3 separate regions of the Homo sapiens genome follow, and regions 1 and 3 are each linked to region 2. The links are chromatin contacts, found by Hi-C or POLR2A ChIA-PET in ENCODE. All regions are on one chromosome and are shown on one strand. Each heading gives the region's core, a stretch centred on a gene start or an enhancer-like site at or near the end of the contact. The rest is flanking DNA. Distances are from core to core; before and after follow the strand shown.

What was found. Hi-C counts contacts between places; a loop is a spot of excess contacts on that map. ChIA-PET counts read pairs that join two places held with the same protein, here RNA polymerase II (POLR2A). Pooled maps may share reads with other maps.
Region 1: a loop to region 2 is called in a pooled map, with 13 times the contacts of the local background. The contact joins the promoter of USP51 here to the promoter of FAM120C in region 2. A Hi-C loop is called at or near these places in 6 of 50 pooled maps. POLR2A ChIA-PET finds 5 or more read pairs at or near these places in 3 of 52 experiments (CD4-positive, alpha-beta T cell, CD8-positive, alpha-beta memory T cell and activated B cell).
Region 3: a loop to region 2 is called in a pooled map, with 9 times the contacts of the local background. The contact joins the promoter of MAGEH1 here to the promoter of FAM120C in region 2. A Hi-C loop is called at or near these places in 13 of 50 pooled maps.

Annotation. Positions count from the first base shown.
Region 1 is chrX:55,488,562-55,492,057 of GRCh38, reverse strand. USP51 (ubiquitin specific peptidase 51) reads left to right here and starts at 2,210. Exons shown (of 3, transcript NM_201286.4): 1 at 2,210-2,282; 2 at 2,693-2,889; 3 at 3,070-3,496. The coding sequence starts at 3,119. LOC101928692 (a long non-coding RNA gene) reads right to left here and starts at 3,117. Exons shown (of 2, transcript XR_244468.5): 1 at 3,012-3,117; 2 at 545-2,193. RefSeq lists silencers at 2,018-2,127, 3,448-3,496 and enhancers at 2,518-2,617, 2,838-3,277, 2,795-3,496.
Region 2 is chrX:54,181,645-54,184,772 of GRCh38, reverse strand. FAM120C (family with sequence similarity 120 member C) reads left to right here and starts at 1,519. Exons shown (of 16, transcript NM_017848.6): 1 at 1,519-2,273. The coding sequence starts at 1,575. RefSeq lists silencers at 1,087-1,186, 1,757-1,966, 1,977-2,026.
Region 3 is chrX:55,450,100-55,453,639 of GRCh38, reverse strand. MAGEH1 (MAGE family member H1) reads right to left here and starts at 1,513. Exons shown (of 1, transcript NM_014061.5): 1 at 74-1,513. The coding sequence starts at 1,265. The coding sequence ends at 606. MIR4536-2 (microRNA 4536-2) reads right to left here and starts at 2,145; the gene lies at 2,058-2,145. It overlaps MIR4536-1 (microRNA 4536-1), which reads left to right and starts at 2,058; the gene lies at 2,058-2,145. RefSeq lists enhancers at 1,051-1,100, 1,251-1,300.

The sequences.
Region 1 (3,496 bases), core at 961-3,460, 1.3 Mb before region 2:
CCACAGCTAGAATCTGTAAGAGACGCCAACATAACACAGGCCTGGGAAACCAGCTCCATCAGACATGGCTCCTGCTACCAAGGCCAGAGTGCCTTGACCTGGGCTTCTTTACACATTATCCCACAGTAGTGGTTCTCAAAGTACCATCTCCACGCCAGCAGCATCCGCATCAGCTGGTACAGCGTTAGAAACCTAAATTATTGGGCCTCACCCAACCCACTGAACTGGGAACTTTGGGAGTGGGGTCTAGCAGTCTGTTAAGTCCACCAGAAGGTTAGACGCAGCTTCATTTTGGAGGAACCAGTGAACTCCAGAAAGGCCTAAACCATGCAGACCCATTCATTTTCATTTTGACAGTAGTGACCCATCACGCTGTCCTGAGGTTTTCCTACAGGACAATTGTCAATGAAGAAATCGTTTGTTTGGTCACGATAGCGTGTGGGCTGATTTAAAGGCGTGTCTAGCTCAATAACAACTGTTTTCAGAAACTTTTTGAAGCACTGTAACAATCCCACCTCCCAAATATTAAGTTGTTGATTACGAGTGGTTTTTAGGCCTTTATTAACTAACATTAATCTTCACAGCACATTCCTATGCATTTCCCGATGTGGACCTCAGGCAGGGACTCTGGCTTACTTGCTTTTGTGCCCAGTTTTGTTTGGCTGTATATTCATAGTGCCCAGTGCAGCAGTAGGTGCTCTTTACATATCTGCTGAATAAACCAATCTAGGTAGGGCTGGCATTCTCATGATTCTGATTTTGCACAGGAGAAAGCGAAGGCTCAGAAGACAGAAGTATTTATAAATTGTGCCCTGCCTCCCTGCCTGCATAAAGGGTGCAGGGCTGTCTCAGAGCAGCTGGGATCCAAGCCACAGGTGGCACAGCTAGCAAATGACTGACTCAGCATTTCCTTCTAGGGCTGCTAACCCAGAGTGGAGCAACTCTTTGCTTAGCTGTGGCTGAGAAAATGCCCTTCCCTAGGGGAGAAAAAGCACGTTTTCCTGCACAAGCCAGTCTATAATTCCAAAGCACTTTCCCTCCGGGTGCTAGTATGTGACTGAGATATGGTCGAATCTAAACCAAGTCACAAAATCAGTGATATCCATTGTGCGGAGGTATCCACTAGATGCCACTGCCAAGTTAAGAGAGCTGAATCCTAATCGTGAGGTTTTGAGGGGAGGTGTGTGACTTTCTCAGAGAGATTAAATGTAGCATTAAACATCCGCTGTAATAAACCGTAATTTTCTTGGGATTGGACCGGAAGGGCAACAAGCCCTGGAGATAGCTTTCCTCCGGGTTGTCGCCTTGGATGCCGGATCTGTCAAAGAAAAGGAAAAGTCTCCTGGCGTATGGACTTCAGGACACAAACAGTTGTATCTTGTGCTTCTCCCAGCACAATCTAGCGCTATAATGCACCTATGGCATCTTTGTTGAATACATGCTCCTGTATATGGACTGCCTAGGATGGATGATCGGGTGAACTGAGCCATAACTTTGAGAGAGCTTTGAAAGAGAAAGGCATTCTCTTCTCCTCTACTCTGCATCAGGAGTTGTTCTCTATGCTGATTTTCAGGAGCGGACTGAAAAAAGAGGTGTGACAGATAAAGCTCGCCAAAAAGGTCTTTTACTTGATATATACTATGACTCAGTGTTCACATTGGGCTAGGGTTATTATTTCAATTTCTCTTTAAAAATTGACACAACTAAGGCTCAGAGAAGTTAAGTGTTTTATCCGAGGTCACACAGCAAGCATGTGCCTGGGCTCAGGTCTCTCTGAGCCTGAGCCCTTGCTTATGCTTCCTCCCCTGCACATTCTGGGATAATCTCTCTCTCTTTCTCTCTCTCTCTCTCCCTCCCTCCCTCCGTCAACTCCCAGAGACCAGGCTCTGACAGGATCCTGAGGGATTCCTGCCAGAGGGTTGCCATCTCTGGAAGCCCCCACCCCCACGCCGGGTGAATCTTTTTTTCTGTGGAGTGCGGGCCTGGAGCTAGGTGAGGCCTGAGCCTCCATTTCAGGGGCTTTCTGTAGAATCTGTTGCTGCTGTTGCCTCCAGCAGAGTCTGTTTCAGGAAGAGGTTTGCCTGCCTGCGCGGGACAGCGGTGCCATTCATCACTGCAGGAGGGCAGAATCCGGGGTTGGGGGCCGCACGTCGAGAGGGGAGGGGCCAGGGGGCGGCCCCCTTGTGACCAGCCCTGAGGAGAGGTCAGGAGAGAAGGCTGGCTGAGGAGCGCCTGGACAGCAGCAGTTGCTGACGTTCTATATCACGCGCCTGGGGCCCAAGGTAACCCAGACCTTTAAACAAACTGCCGGGCTGGGGGTGTTGCGGGGGCAGGAGAGGGAAAAGGGAGCGGAGACTTCGGGGGTCGCGCGAGGATAGTGGTGGCCATAGAGGTGGCAAATGCGTGAAGGGAGGGAGTAGTAATCCGAATTCTAGGAGAAATCATAGGAATTGAAGTCGCAGAAGCAAGAAAAGGGGTGTGAGAGCACAAGCGCGAAAAAGCGTGAGAGGGCGCAAGAGCTGGGTGGACCGAAAGTGCGCTGAGGGGCAACGGCTTAGAGTGGAACACACCGGGTCACAGAAGTATAGGTTAGGTAGAAACAGAGGGACACTTTCTTCCTGTGAGTTCATTTTCCAAAAGTGCGTCCTTTCAGCCATTTTGGAGAGAAAATGTTGACCCAAGTGTTTTTTAGGATACAGGGAAAGAACGTCAGAGGAAGCTGCACCAAAGCGAGGCTGCGCAGGGCGCAAAAAAGCAGTCAGAGGGTGGCGCCTTTTTTAAAGAAGTTTCCATCCTTTCTGTCCTAAAGCTCAGGCCGTTCCCCACCCCCACCGCTCGCTAGCCTTCTGTTCCCAGTCCCCTGGCATGATCTGATCGCCTTTGAAGCAGGTAACCGCCTCGGTCTCCCCATCAGCTCCAGGGGCCTCTCAGTTGAGTGGGTGGAGCCGACAGAAGCCGCGGGCTGAGCTCAAGGGCCGATGGGAGGGGTCCTGGGGGCGCTAACTGCGCACCGCGGCCATGACGCTGGGCAGATCATTCACAGAAGTCTCTGTCTCCTTTCATCTACAGTCGCAGCTGTTTTCCAGACGCCTTGCTCCTCAGGTCGGGGAGTGATCTGATGGCCCAGGTTCGAGAAACTTCTTTGCCCTCCGGCTCTGGGGTCCGCTGGATCTCCGGAGGTGGGGGAGGAGCCTCTCCTGAGGAGGCGGTTGAGAAGGCGGGGAAAATGGAGGAGGCGGCGGCGGGGGCTACGAAGGCGTCTTCGAGACGTGAAGCCGAGGAGATGAAGCTGGAGCCATTACAAGAGCGTGAGCCCGCGCCGGAGGAGAACTTGACGTGGAGCAGCAGCGGCGGCGACGAGAAGGTGCTCCCTTCAATCCCCCTTCGCTGTCACAGCAGCTCCTCGCCCGTTTGCCCGCGCCGCAAGCCCCGCCCTCGGCCCCAGCCCCGGGCCCGCTCCCGCAGCCAGCCTGGGCTCTCGGCCCCACCCCCGCCT
Region 2 (3,128 bases), core at 270-2,769:
TCCTAATAGAGTATTCCCCTATCTCATTCATCCCGATCACTCTTGGGTTCTGCACTTCTGCATTCTAACTCTGCCTGCCATTATCTCCCATCTTCCAGTAAGTTCCAAGCCAGATCTGGCTACTACTCATTTCAGATCTTGTTTTCTGCTTTATTCCTGCTGAAAGAGTGGGCCGGCCCTAAAAGCCAGAAAGAAGACAGGCACTGCATCTGTTTCATCTCAGTATGTTGAAAATACATTTTTCAAAAGATTATGACTCCATACATCTGAAATTAGAGCCCTTGCAGCTATTTAGAAAAGCTCCCGACAGACTAAAACACAATGAAGTTTGGAAACCAAAGGCCCTAACCATAGGACATAGTGGATCTAGGAGTACCAAAAAGGTACAATTTGTAATGTAATTTGTGTTGGTAATTATCTCCCTGCCCAAAGAGATGCTGAGGGCAAGGATATTCGATTTAACTTTGTCTCTGCATTGCCTTAGGCAAGTAAATAATGTAAGTTTCTTTTTATTTATTTATTTATTTTTGAGACGGAGTCTGGCTCTGTCACCAGGCTGGAGTACGGTGACATGATTTTGGCTCACTGCAACCTCCGCCTCCCAGGTTCAAGCGATTCTCCTGCCTCAGCTTCCCCAGTAGCTGGGATTACAGGCACGTGCCACCACGCCCGGCTACTTTTTGTATTTTTAGTAGAGACGGGGTTTCACCATGTTGGCCAGGATGGTCTCGATCTCCTAACCTCGTGATCTGCCCGCCTCGGAGGGATTACAGGCGTGAGCCACCGCGCCCGACCAGTTACGTCTTTCTTAATTGGGACCAACAGCTCTTTAAATATTATCTTTCCACTAAGGGGAAAATCCTCCCTCCTGGGGAGTTTTAGCTCACTTTAGCTGAATTCAGTCAATCCACTCTAACTTCCATTCCCATGATGCATCAATCCATCCCCCAAAACTCTTTTTCCAGGAAAAAGCAGTAAATAACCTAAGCAACTCAGTGAGATGCAAGGAGTTGGAGTGCAACTCCTAAACACTCATCATCACGCCCCGCTTCCTGTGACCCTGTGAGCACAAGGGCTGAGAAGGGTGGTAGTCTGGTTCCTCGACTATATCCTAAGGCCATAGAGAAGACTACAACTACCAAGATGCCCCTCTCCCCGCCCCGCCCCGCCCCTCCTCGCTCCCCTTCCTCCAGCTAGAAAGCGTGTACCACCGAGAAGACGAGGCAACATGGCTCCCGGAGGTGGAAGAAAGAGGCTTCACCCCTTCTAAAGCGGGAAGAAGAGCGGCCGGAAAGGAGAAAAAAGAGAAGTGACTAGAGCCCATCCTCGCTTTTATCCTCCCAGCCTCTCCCGGGTCCGGTCTGCCCCTCCCCTTCTCTCTACCCAAATCCAATTTGTGGTCTCCTCCCCTCCCCGCCCTCATTCCCTCGCTTCCTCACCCCTCCCCTCGGGAATCCTTTTCCCGCCCCCCCTCGCCCCCCGCGGAGTGCGCACGCGCCCGCCCCCAGCTTCGCGCCCAGATCGTCGCCTATCCTGCTTGCGCAGCCGCTATCGCGTCTGCCCACCGACGAAGCATGGGTGTCCAGGGCTTCCAAGAGTTCCTGGAGAAGCGCTGTCCCGGGGCCGTGGTGCCCGTGGACCTCCTAAAACTCGCGCGCACGGTCTCGCGCCAGCAGCAGCAGCAGCACTTGCACCGCCAGCTGCCGCCGACTGCAGCCCTAGCGCCCGGGGCTCCACGCGCCGCCAGGGGCTCCGTGCCTCTGCAACCGCCGCTTCCGCCCGCTGCCTTGGGTGCCTACTCCGGGGGCGCGGGGCCGACTCGGCACCATCACCCCGCTCACCACTTCCACCATCATGGCCAAGCGCAGCCCGGGCTGCACCCTCCGCTGCCGCCGCCGCCGCCCCCTCAGCTGCCCGGGGCCCGGGTGCTGGTGGACGCCGGCTCGGCGCTGCCGCGGCTCTATGGCGGCTACCAGACGGATTGGGTGTGTGGCGGCCAATGGAACGCCATGCTGGGCTACTTGTCAGCGCTGTGCCAGGCTTGTGCCTATCCTGGCGGCGACGGCCTGGAGCTCGTGGTCATGTTCCCGGGGGGCCTGGGCAAGGACCGGCTGGCCGAGTGGGGCCGTCGGTGCCAGGCCGAGCGGCAGACAGCGCAACTGATCGTGGGACACGTGGGCAACAAGGGCACCCCTCCACCGCGGGCCTGGTTCCTGCCACCGGCCTGCCTGAGCCACTGCGTGAGGCTAGCACTCATCCGCTTCCGGGTCAAGGTGAGGGAGGGGCCGGATCTTAAATAATAAGCCCCACACCTATTCCCTCCCAACTAAATACCTAACCACCTACCCACTTACCCACTACCCTACCTCCCATCTACCCACCCACCTACCCGCCCAACAGCTAACCTACCTGCCTAACTACCCTCTACCATTTTATCCATTTACCTCCCCCTTCATACCACCCCCTACGGATTCACTCACCTACATGGCCATATCTCTACTCATGTCATCCCAGTAGCTCCCTTTAGCTTCCCTTATCCAATTGGCCTACCACTAGGTTTCAGCAGAATCTAGTCAGAATTTCTTTTGTAGCCTCATCTTTCTCCTGGTGTCTTCTGCCTCAAACTGAAATGCCTTTACCCTGCTTTTGCCAGTTGACATCTCTCTCCTGTATCTCTTTCCAACCTCGCAGTAAATCACTTAAGCAGGTGTGAACTGAACACCTTTCTTCTACATTGTTTTTCCGTCTTCACCCACTGCTGCTTTTTTACCCATCTGTGTCCATTCAGCCTTTTTCATTTCAACATGCATCTTCTTCCTCCTGCCTTAGCCTAAACACATAAAAACCCACTGATTCAGTCACTGTTCAGCAAGTATTAACTCACTGAGTGTAAGGGTTTTAAAGACATGTGAGACACTGCTCATGCCCTTGGAAAGTTAAATGTATACACATGAAACATTTAATTATAGCAATGTGTATGTGATTATGCCTTATGGTCCAGACAGTAAGTACAGTTCCTGTTTTCTGTATGTGGGAGTGGTGGGATATCTTTGGACTAAAGTGGTCAGGGGAGGCTTCCCTGAAGAAGTCGGACCTCACCTGGGTCTTCAAAGGTGGATTGGATTTGA
Region 3 (3,540 bases), core at 264-2,763, 1.3 Mb before region 2:
TGTGTACTAGGGAGTATCCCTAGAATCTAGACTGGTGCCTCACATAACAGGTGGTCAGAAAATGCGCAAGATGTACTATTCGTTAGGCTTTTATTTTTCTCTATGTTCTGCAGTAACTAAGGAAAATCATGGTAAATGTCAATCTTCACACAACAGCAGACACAAAGGGTTTCAGAAACGTCAGATATGAAGAAATCCTCCATCCTTCTTCAACATTTTACTGGGTATTTCAACTTCAAAAGAACAGCTTATTTCTATAAGTGCTGTACAAGATCATAGATTATGATGGAACGACTTCATTTTAGAACGTTAGCAAAACTGTTATACTAAATGTCAATGACAGGAAACAAAGAAAAAAATTTGTTCAATTATATTTTTAAACATATTGTTATTCTCAACAAACGGAATTTTAAAACGAATACAATTTTCCATTATCAAAAGCAAACACTCTATTTCGCAGTTGAACAATGATCACTGATCACAAATATCAAATACAGTGTCCCCCGCCCCCAATCGACATCATTTTCAACTTAGGACCCTGGCATCTACTCCTTGGGGTACCTGTGACTCTCTTTTACACCCCCAAGGGTCTGCCTCAGATCTACTTAAGGGGCGGAATAACCCCTAGCACCTGAATTGAGGATAGCCTCAACCTCTGCATCATCGTCCGAATCCCAGTCATAATTACAAGGCCAGTCTTTAGAGCATCGGTTACGAACCCTTGCCACAAAATGCATGACTTTCAGTTTGCTCGATTCCACGTGTGCTCGGGGCCCCCAGAAGAACTCATACTCCACCGGACTGCTACGGGGCACCGGTTTATAAATCAGGTACCCTCTGCGCACAAACTCTTCTGTGACGATCTTCTTCGGATCTCCAAAGATGCTGTGCTGACGTCCAGGCTGCATTCCTAACTTCCCCAGCACTTTCCAGACCAGAGCTTCCTTGGCGCTGTTGCCCATGATGAAGATGAGCGCTAATATAGACATCAGGAGACTTTTCTTGGTGCCCTGAAAATTGCTCCGGGGCACTGAAGGCTTTTGTGCTTGGGCAGTGCTCGAGGCTTCTTCAGGGGTGGTAGAGGCCTCCTCTGGAGTGCTCGGGTCTTCCTCGGGGCCGCTCAGGTCGTCTTCGGGGGTGCTCGCTACCACAGAGGCGGCCATAGGGGTCTCGGAGGCCTCTGAGGCCTGGATTTTGCGATTGTTGCGGTTCTCTTCTGCGGCTCTCGCATTACGGCGGCGCCGACTCTTTCGTCCCCGAGGCATGTCTCCTGCTAGAGGCTCAAAGCTTACAGCAGTCCTAGGGAAGGATGCTTGTAGCCTCTTCAGGAAGCAACAGCTTTATACCGTAAGAAGCTGCTGCCGCTGAAGCTACCAATGTCAATAGAGTCTTTGTAGCAATAAACAAGCCGTTCTCAGCTACAAAGGGTAGTTCCCACGCCAGCTGACTTGCGCGAGCAGCCGCCGCCAGCACTTGCCGCAGCTGCAAGCCCGCGAGAAAGCTCAGCAAAATTGGCCCCGCCTCTCCTGCCACGCACACTCCTAGCACCAAAGAGGAAGTAGGCTGGTCCTCCACAGGGACTTCCGCTAGCAGATAGGAAAAGGGGCAGGCAGCGACAGGGGTGGGACAAGGGCAGAAATGACAGCTAGAGATTGGAGGGGCCTGGAGTTTGCAGAAGAGAAAAAAATAGCTTAAAGTTTCTGTATTTTCAGCCTACTACAAACATTCCAAGATTGGCTCGACGGTCTAGGGAAGGAGTGCGTCGGCTCCATTCCCACTGACGACGGGCTGTGTGTGTGTTGGGGGTTGGGAGGCCAGGGGTGGCGGGAGGGTGTATTCTTGGAAGGAGTCAGCTGTCTCCAGCCTTCCTTTCCTGTCTTGGCTTACACAGCGCGTTCATTCACTCGCCCTGTTTTCAGAAGGCATTTGTGTGTATACTAATCAATTTGTGGTCCCATGTAGGACCCGGATAATATTGTTATGGCAGATGTGCTGGATGATGTGAGGAGATGGGACTGCAGAAACAAGCAGGGTGAAAGAGGTGCAGAGCCTTTAAAATGTGGTAGATATATGCACGATATATATACTGCCCTGCTTTTATACATACATACATACATACCTATATCGTGCATATATCTACCACATTATGTTTATATACAGTGCATATATCTACCACACATATATGTATGTATGTATGTATGAAAGCAGGGCAGTGACAGGATCAGAGGAATTGCATTTGTGCAGCCTCTCAGAAAAGCAAACTGTTTCCTGGCAGACCACATAGGAAGCAATTGGAATAAGAAGCACTGGGAACTAAAGTATGCCTTAAGGCTGTTGCCATGGGGATGGAGAGGCAGAAAGACATTTTAAAGGTGACCGTTGAAGGGCTTTGCAGACAGAATGGATGAAGTGGGGAATGTGGAGGGGATGATGGAGTTCAGATTGGCTCCAAGGTTTCTAGGCTCCAGTCTTCCTGGACTCCTGATTTATTTTGCTTCTTTCAGAGCATACTCTGAACTTTATCCACTGCTTGCTTTTGCTCACTGTTTGCTCTGCCTGACCTGTCTTCTCAGCCTTCTCCAACTATCTAAATTCCATTTGACTGCTCACAGACCTGTTTCTCCCTGAAGCTTGTCTTGATCTGCCCAAAAGGGTAATGAGTCCATTTTTACTCCATTGAGGAAAGCCCTATAACTAGCACTCTATATCTTTCTTATGTCATTCAAGGTATTAGTTTAAGCAAGTCACTTCTCTCTAAGCCTGTTTTCCCATCTATAAAGTGGGGCTAAAGTACAGCCCTCATAGGGTTGTGAGAATTAAATGAGATAAAAAATGAAAAGCATTTATTACATGGTAAGCACAGATTTTGCCTCTCAAGGTTTTCCAAGCGGTGTGTGAGTGTGGCATTTAATAAATGCGTGCTGAAGGAATTCATGATGGAAAAGATTTTATAGGTGTTCTTAACTGAACTCTTAAGAAACAAATGAATACTTTATGCCTGTCTTGCTGAAATTTTCTTTATAATTAGAGCCCACCGAGACCTCCTGTTGGGTAAGTTAGCAATAAATCAATTTGGTCAAGCAAAGAAAGCACCTCTCCAGGACACAGAGCACTCTTGAGCCAGCCCTCCGTTTGGGATAACCTTTGCACGCGTTCTGGGACATGACCTACTCAAAACAGTAGTCTGGCTCCATCTGCTGTCCCACATTCTGAGAATTCTCGCAGTTTCTGGTCCATTGATAATTGCTCTGAATTGTTTTTCAGTACAGGTATGAACTTATTTTACTGTTTCCAGGAATTTGGGTCTTGCATGGAAGTCTATAGCATGTACAATCCTACCCTCATGAAACAAAAATGGGAGGATTACTTTTGCAGTTTATTTGCTTGTTTTTAGCATGAATTTTTTTTTACTGCGACTTAATCTCAAACGTAGGGCAAAGAAGAGAGATTAATATTATAAACACCAATAGCTAGCTGTATAAAATTTAAATATTAGGCCCTACTTACTGTTTATCTTTTATATATTGGATATGGCAAAAC